Linked DNA regions of Homo sapiens: region 2 is linked to region 1. A link is a loop called in an ENCODE intact Hi-C map of the cell type or tissue named here. Cell type or tissue: CD14-positive monocyte. All regions are shown on one strand. Links, peaks and the distances in the headings refer to the core of each region. The heading gives the core; the rest is flanking DNA. Region 1 has its middle 11 kb from the start of LINC02426. Region 2 has its middle 51 kb from the start of PPFIA2.

Region 1 (4,399 bases), core at 177-4,176:
CCAAGCAAATAAACTATTAGAAACTTTTTTTAATTCCCCAAGCTGCAACATTAAATGCAGAGTCCCTGCTTAGTGGGCCCAAATCAATAAATTCAGCCTGATCTATGTTCCTTCCACCATTATCCCACACCCTTAATATATATCCACATGCCTGTTCTCCAAATTTCTGCTTATATAAATTAGAAAACTCATGGAGCTCTTTTTAAGTGTACTGTACCACCTCATGGGTCACACTCTCAACTTCACCTCTAAAGGCCTGCTGGGACTTTAGTCCGGTTATAGGTCTAGAAGCAAACAGGTGTGTTGGGGGTGGTTCCTGAGGAGAATCAACATTATCTTGCCTGGCAACTGCCTCAGGAGAGGCCATAACTGTTGCCTCAGTCAGTGCACGGTTTATCTCCTCAGACAAAGGTGGAAAGGCTGATGGCAGCATGGGTCGAGGAGGGGGTGTTGCCACTACTGGGGATGGGGCAGCTGTTTTTCTGGCAAAAGACATTCATTAGAATTTACAAACTCAGTGTCTCCAGCTTCATCAGGGTCCTCCCACACATCCCCATTCCAAGTTGCAGGGTCCTATTCTTTTCCAATCAATGCCCTCACTTTAACAGTAGACACCTGACGAGGCTGTGCATGCACCTTTTGTTGCAGGTCAGCCACTCGCATGATAAGAGCATGTGTCTGTTTTCCCACAATTTCAGCTCTTTCTCTACAGGAGATGAGACTCTCACTCAGGGCAGTCTTAATAGATTTGAGGCTCAGTATTTGCTTCTAAGGTCAGGAGTTAGAATCCCTGAGTTCATCGTTTCCTTTCATCACTTTGTCCACTGAACTCAGGAGCAACCAACCAGCTTCATTATAGTCCTTGGTTCTCCACATATGATCAAAGGTATTACATATAGAGTCCCTAAACTCCTTGCCTCTCATGAGCAGTGAATCAGGAGTGTTAAATGCATTTATATTGCATAACTCTCTAAACAGTTAATGCCAAGAACTATCAGTGTTCTCCATAATATTAGAAGTAGAGTCCTTAGCATTTTTGGGGTCTAATCATATTTAGCAGCCAACTCCAGAAAACCCAAAATCAACAAAGGAACTCCATCCTTAATATTCTATTCCTCTAGAACCACTCCTGGTACCAAAATCTGTATTAGTCAGGGTTCTCTAGAGAAATAGAACTAATAGGATAGATACATATACAAAGGGGAATTTATTCAGTATTAACTCACACAATCATATGTTCTCACAATAGGTCATCTGCAAGCTGAGGAGCAAAGAGAGCTAGTCTGAGTCCCAAAACTGAAGAACTTGGATTATGATGTTCGAGGGCAGAATGTATCCAGCACAGTAAAAGATGTAGGCTGGGAGGCTAAGCCTATCTAATCTTTTCACATTTTTCTGCCTGCTTTATATTCTAGTCATTCTAGCAGCTGATTAGATGGTGCCCACCCAGATTAAGGGTAGACTTGTCTTTCCCAGCCCACTGACTCAAACGTTAATCTCCTTTGGCAATACCCTCACAGACACACCCAGGATCAATACTTTGCATCCTTCAATCCAATCAAGTTGACACTCAGTATTAGCTATCACAGTTACCATATAAAATATATTGCCTTTTATCTAGCCACCAGCTCATAAGTGAATATCATATATTACTTTTTAGTTTTTATGGAAGATCTCTACTTCCTTGTTCAAATTCCTGTGTATGTGAAAATCGACTAATTTTTACATGAGGCCCTAATCAGAGTAATTTAAAGCAAAGGCTTATTTTTCACTCATGCTGCACATTCATCTTGGGTCAGCCGGCAGTTTTTCTGTACTTTAACCTCTTTTAGGGTTGTAGGCTGCTAGAGATTCCACTTCCTGAAATATTGTGGTTTGCCACTACAGGAAGAAAAGAACATGACAAATTATGTTTTGTTCCTCAAAGACTTCCGCTCAAAGGTGATACATGCCATTTCTGCTCACACTTTGTTTGCCAAAGAAAGTGACACGGCCATGCCTATCTTCAAAAAAGCTGAAAGATGCAATTCTTCCTTGTATCCAGAAAAAGGAGAACCAGAAATACTGATAAATAGCACTAGATGTCATCATAGTAGCCTAATCTAATTTTAGAACAATAAGAAAATCCCCACAAATCATATTAAATATTAAATCACATTAAAACTTAATATTAAAACTTAATAACATTCATTTAATATTGCCTAATTTCCTTCCATTTATCATATATATCTACCTCTTTTAAGATCTTATTGTCAAAGAGCAGTTACTCATTTTTAAAGTATTTCAAAGATCTTGCAGATTAGACTTTCCTAACAACACTGTGGACCAGCTGCAGTGGCTCATGCCTTTAATCCCAGCACTTAGGGAGGCAAAGGTGGGAGGATCACTTGAGCCTCTAGAGAGGCTCCAATATTATTAAATTTTTTAAAATTGCAAGCTTCTTTCCTTATCTCCATCTTTTTCCTCTAAGAAAGATAAAGGTAAACAAAACAATATTACCTAGGATAACTTTGTCTTGATATATAAATATAGAGGCCGAGTACAATTAACATAACAAAGCTAAACTTCTTTTCATCAATTTCCCTAAATATCAAAGTATCTCCAACCCTTGACAATCTGAAAACACATTTCAAGGAGTTTTTCTTTTTTTTTCCCCATTCATTAAAAAGAATGTATCAAACAGAAATAGGGTTCCAGGATGTTTTAATAATAACAGGGGATAAAAGCAGACAGCATGAAAAAAACTGGGGTGAACTAGGTAATCTATCAGACATATAATAAAATGCCTATTCTAGAGAGTTGCTTCTGGGTTTCCAAAAGAATCAGAAAATAGGAATTGTTCTCTGCTGGTTTTAAGAAAGAAAGAAGCAGAAGTCAAAGACTAACACTTAAAAAAAACCCAAAGGTTTTGAGCAAACAGAGCCCCATTTTAAATAATAGCGATGTAAATAAAGCACTGTGTTTTTAAGCCTAAGATACATTGCTTTAATAGTCATGCTCAATTTAAAACTTGCAGCTGTTCAATCCATGATAACTTACTTTAATAATGCTGGTTGTTCCAAAATAAGAAAATTGTATCAAACTGCTTCAATTAATTCACATGGAAATGAAAATTGGAAGTAAACATTTAAACATATTCCCAATTATTATAATTCTTTATTCACCCAGGACACCATTCTGAAAATTTAAAGGAACCTTAACAATGTATGTTCCTCAACTATAACAATTAAACCACACTGGTGGGAGATTTTGATGGTAGGGGAGATTTTTGCCTGTGTGTGGGCAAGAACAGATGGGGAATTTCTGTACCTCCTCTTCATTATTACTGTGAACCTAAAATTGCTCAAAAAATATATTTTTTAAAAAAGAACACTAAATACCTATTATCTGATGTTCTTTTTTCTTTGTGGTATGTGACATATATTACAATCCATGCCAAGGCATATTGTTTCCTTCCCTGAAGAATAGGCATGTTTCAATAGAAAAAGAAGTTCCTCTTCCCTAAAAGTTATCTGTCCTCTTGTACTCGGGATAATGGCCTCTTCCAATTTGTACGGATTATCCATCTATTCATTTATGTATCCATCCATTCACGTAATTTACAAAATTGAATTGACATCCTACAATGTACTCAGCAGTGTGCTAAATATGCATTGAGGATATGGTAATCCTAAGGAACACGTTTGAGAAGATAGGAGAAATTTGACATATAGTGTAACACACAGGGCAATCAGCCCCTGGCTTCCATTCCAGCTCCCATTCTCAAACTGGAACAGATTAAAGCTTTCATTTTCTGGGAGGAAGGGAATACAATAGAAGGGGGTTGTAAACAGGCAAGAAAACCGCAGACAGTGGAAAATATTTTTGTGTTATTAGTATTTACTAGTCCCAGTAGGTGAAGGGCAAACTAACTAGGAGCAGCCTTGGAATTACAAGTGCTGTCCTAGAAGTCACAGCCAGTTTTAGGTCCTAGAATCATTTTCAAACATATTTACACCAGGGTGAAGAGCCACTACTAGACGGTGACAAACTGCAGCAAGAACAAGATGGATTGGGACCTTGCAGACAGACCCCTAGAATTCAGTATCAGTAGCTGAAGACTCAGACTGCATCTCACTAGTTTTGCAATAAAGTAACCCCACATATTAGGTTATTTAATTGTTGGAATCTATTTATAACATTACGGTGGAGAAATTTACCAGAGAGTTCCTTTTTTTTTTCCATTGTGAAACAATGCAAAGAAGGAAAAGTACTCTTGTTGGTGGCAAGGAATTGAGGAATTTTCTGCTTTGTGAATTTCATTTTCTCTGTGAATTAGGAAGACAGTTCATCTTACAAGAATGGGGAGGCAAATACATTAATAGATACTCAAATCATTAAGACTTTAAATCAATGCAAA
Region 2 (4,399 bases), core at 84-4,083, 130 kb before region 1:
CGGCTTCATTCTCATTCATAAGTCTTCCCTTTCACTATTTTTGTATTCTTTCTGATGTGATGACAAAAGGATTTTTTCACTGAGGTTTAAATAGAATTTCAGTTGAAAAATAATGTTTCTTTTGCTTTTTGGGGAAATAATAAATGCAAACTACATCTTTATATTATAATTGAAAATATTATCTGCTTACCATGATTTTGACTAAGAATTATTATCCCAATCCTTAAGAAACTTCCGTCATGATAGATCAGACTTAATATTTAACTATGCTAGATGCTACATCGTATGTAAAAATTGTACATTACTAGTTAATATGTTTATTCAAAAATCACAAACATTTGCTCCACAGGAAGTTTTAGAATTACAATGTAATTTATAATTATGAATGTAGATAGGAAAGGATAGTTTCAAAGTTCCTTTACTTTTGAACTCATGCTGAAAGACAACCTCATGTCAGTGTGTCAGATGCTGGCAGTTCACTCACTCACAACTCCTTGAAAGCCTCTCCTGTCTTCCTCGTCTTTGGACACTGGAAAGCTGAACACTTTATCCTGGTGTCCTTTACAACTGCCTTACAAAGTCGGCCAGGACACACAGATGCGACCAGTAGAATGTAGAAGGACACCTCAAGCTGTATTTCCTGAATGAAAAGTCAAAGTTGCTTGAAAAATGGCTTTGTCTTTGACCCCCCCTCTTTCTTTTTCCTCCTGTCTAGAATGTGAACATGATGCTCAGAAGTAGAGCAGCTTTCTTAAGGCCATGAGGAAGAAAGCTGTACGTTAAGGATGGAAGATAATGACAACAGAAGAAGCCTGGTTTCCTAATGACACCCTTGAGCAGCTTTGATAGCCCTGACCACCTACCTTCCAGATTTTTGACTGAAGAAATTTAATCAACTTATTATGATGATGAAGCAAAAACATTATAGAAGTGTGATAGTTAGAAATAGTAGCAATGTTTGAAAAAGGGTTTTTAATATAAGGCAGATTCTTTCCCTTTCTTCCTATCATAGAAAATGTGATTAACTAAAGGGTGTTATTATTACTTTACTTTTAGAATGTCTTTACTTTTAGAATGACAGAATTTTTCTATAGTATAACCAACATAAGTTTCGCTTAGTTAAATATGTATTAAAATGAATCAGAGGTATCGTCTGAAAGTTAGGCTGTAAGTTATGACAGATTGATGATAAAAATATAGTTCCCATTGTTTTTACTCATGCATAAGAGTTTCAATACTCTCACATAAATATGGTTTCTTCTTGAACTTCAGTCAGAAGCATTTATTTGTCTCAGGAAAATAAAATTAGTTTTAAAGGTACTAATATTATTTCAAGGGTACTAACGATGGGTGGGACAAGTTTTCACTTTTTAAATTAAAAAATATCAATTTTGTATTCCTTTAAGGTATCCTAGGGTTTATTTACATCATTCTTCTGTGTTCCCACCTGAAAACAAGGGTTGGGAATAAGGTAGGGGAAAGAAAAACTATTGAAAGACACAGTTTGTGTATTGTGGTTAATCTTTTGCAAATAGTGACCCAAATGCATTTTAATTTTCCCTTTAAGTCATGTTTGGTTTTCCATTTCCCATCTCTAGAGCCAAGCCAGGAAATTTATTACTTCTAGGGAAAAAAAGGGTAGGGCCTTACTCTCTTTAGCAAAACATTGGACTTGAAGACCTGGCTCTATGGAGAGAGGAAAAATTATCAGGCTTTTTGAGTGCCAATTTAATATTTTAAGGGACAATCATAAGGGGCATAGCCATAGCATCGAGAAGATACCACTTTGTCCTTTGACTGCTAGTCCTTAAGGCTTTTTGTTCATAGTAGAATGAAGCTGGAACATAGAGGATGGCAATAAGCCAGTCCTTCTCTGTCTCATGGGATTATGAAAGCATAATAAAGAAAGAGATAGAGAAGGAAGTGAAAGTAGTTAAATTTGTGTTCTAATTTCTCCTTTCTAGAATTTACGTGGAAGGGAGAGTCAAATAAATGAGACAGAGGAAATCCTACTCCATTTCCTGTTTGAAGTGTGCAATAAAACTGTCTCACGGGTGTTCTTCTCTCTCACATCAATCTTGGAGTGCCCATAGCAGAATAAGTGATCATACTTCGTGGTTAGGCAATGTAGCTAGAGTTTGACTCTCCAAAGTTCTTTTATGAACTGAGATGGAACTCAGAAAGCAGATGAAGATGCTGGCTGCTGAGTTTTCCTGGAGTAGGTTGGGAGGTCATTTAAGCAGATAAACCACCCAAGTAGGAAGTCACAGAGGCCTGGAATGAAACTAAGTCTTCCAGGGAGCACCATCTTGCTTTGACAATACTGGAAGTAAACAGATGATGAGTTTAATTGGTCACTGATTTCAGACTTAATTCTCAGTAGTATTATGCCCCATAAACCTATAGTGAGACTACTTCTCTTTCTCTCTCTCTCTCTGTCTATATATATATATATATTATATATATATACACACATATATATATAGTGTTTATGTATACATATAAACAGATTTTAAGATTGGAAGAATGTTTTCAAAGATTAGTTTCTGGCTCTGAATATTTTATACATTTTTTTCTCTCCACCACTACCCACCAAATACTTCTAGTTTCTGATGCCATAAAACATCTTTATTTTATAATAAGTCCCTTTGCTTTGTATCTTTGTATCATGAGTAGAGTGAGTTGCTACTGGAACAGTAAAAGTAGTTCTGGGAAGCCATTCCTACAATGGGAAACAACTCTATCCACGGAGAATGAAAAAAACCAGGGCGAGGTAACCGCCCACCCAGGAGCAACAGGGAGCCAAGGGAACACTCACCACCAGCCAGGGGAAGTGGTGAGTGATTGTGCAACCCTTGGAAACCATTCTTTTTCCACAGATCTTTGCAATCCATGGGTCAGGAGATCCCCTTGTGAACCCAATCCACCAGAGCCTTAGGTCTGACACACAAAGCTGTGTGGAGTCTTGGCAAAGCAGCTGCTCAGGCACACACAGAGACTCAGGAGCTATACCTACTCCAGCCCTGGGATTCCCAAAAAAAGTGTCTGCAACTCAGGCAAGGCAGGAGGTCTGCACAAACCCTCAGAAAGGGGGCGGAATTCAGGAAGCTGAGCAGCATCATTCTGTGGTCCCCAATTCGCCAACACCTCAAAAGATAAGACCCACTGGCTTGGAATTCCAGCCAGCCACTGGCAACAGAATAGAGCATGCCTGAGACCAGAGGGAGCCCCTGGGGGGAGGGGCAGGGATCATCTCTGCTGTTTGATCGACTCAGCCATTCCTGCCTGTAGGCTTTGGAGAGTCTAAATTTTCCAGATTAGGAAGGGTCCCCAGAGCAACGCAGCACAGCAGCTTTGCCAGATCATGGCCAGACTGCTTCTTTAAGTGGGGCACCCATCCATTCCTTCTCACTGGGCAGGATCTCCTAGCCCGTTCCTCCAGCCACACCTGCCCACACCTATCGGGGGAAGAGCTATAATCTCTCCCTGGGAGAGAGTGCCCTGGGGAGTGGGGGGTCACCACCTGGGTTGGTTAGATGACTCAGCAGTTCCAGCCTGCATGCTTTGGAGAGTCCAAGCTGACAAGAGGCAGTTCCCCACCATGACACAGCTGTTGTGTCGAGGCATGGAAAGATTGCTTCTTTAAGCGGGACCCCAATCCACTCCTCCTTATGGGGCAGATCCTCCCAGCCAGGGACTCTGGCCACCCCGATTTGTGCTCTACCAGGCTGACAGAGCTCTAATTTCTCCCTGGGATGAAGTGTCTGAGGGATGGAGCAGGCCGCCACCTTGGCCATTTGGACTTCTCAGCTAGTCTAGCCTGTGGGCCCTGGAGAGCCCAAACCAATCAGGGGCTGAAGCAATCCTCAACACAGCACAGCTGCTCAACCAAAAAGCCAGGCTGCTTGTTTAAATGGGTCTCTGATCCTGTTCCTCCTGACTGGGTGAGATTTCCCAACCTGGGTCTCCAGCCACCTCCAATAGGTGCATTGGGATTGCCAACAGATCAGTACTCCCCTGGGACAGAGCTTATAGAGGAAGGGGCAGGCTGCCATCTTTGCTGTTTCACAGCCTTCACTGATGATACCTCCAGGTACAGGAAAAAGCAAGGCAACGAGGGTCTGGAGCAGACCCCCAGCAAACTGCAATGTCCCTATGGAAGAATGGCCAGACTGTTAAAAGAAAAACAAACAAACAAACAGAAAACAACAATAACAAGCCCACAAGGAAGTCAGCAACCTCAAAGATTAAAGGTAGATAAGCCCACAAAGATGAAAAGGAATCAACACAAAAACACAGAGAACTCAAAAAGCCAGAGTGCCCCTTTTCTTCAAAATGACCACAGCTCCTCTCCATCAAGGGCTCAGAACTGGGCTGAGGCTGAGGTGGCTAAGATGAC

What was found. Hi-C counts contacts between places; a loop is a spot of excess contacts. Peaks named below come from ENCODE experiments on the same cell type or tissue, not always from the same donor. Only the 100,000 strongest peaks of a DNase experiment are listed, where the experiment ranks them.
Region 2: it touches region 1 in a loop (2.7-fold over the local background); 1 of 110 quality-filtered maps calls a loop at or near these places.

What each region holds. Positions count from the first base shown.
Region 1 is chr12:81,940,889-81,945,287 of GRCh38, forward strand. No RefSeq gene overlaps it. Among named protein-coding and RNA genes, the nearest start is that of LINC02426, 11 kb to the right of the region's middle. In CD14-positive monocyte, for the core only: no CTCF peak of the experiment used is centred there; a DNase peak (open chromatin) is centred at 1,933; H3K4me3 peaks cover 2,228 bases; H3K27me3 peaks cover 2,219 bases.
Region 2 is chr12:81,808,414-81,812,812 of GRCh38, forward strand. No RefSeq gene overlaps it. Among named protein-coding and RNA genes, the nearest start is that of PPFIA2, 51 kb to the left of the region's middle. In CD14-positive monocyte, for the core only: no CTCF peak of the experiment used is centred there; DNase peaks (open chromatin) are centred at 2,028 and 2,878; H3K4me3 peaks cover 1,391 bases; H3K27ac peaks cover 552 bases; H3K27me3 peaks cover 2,339 bases.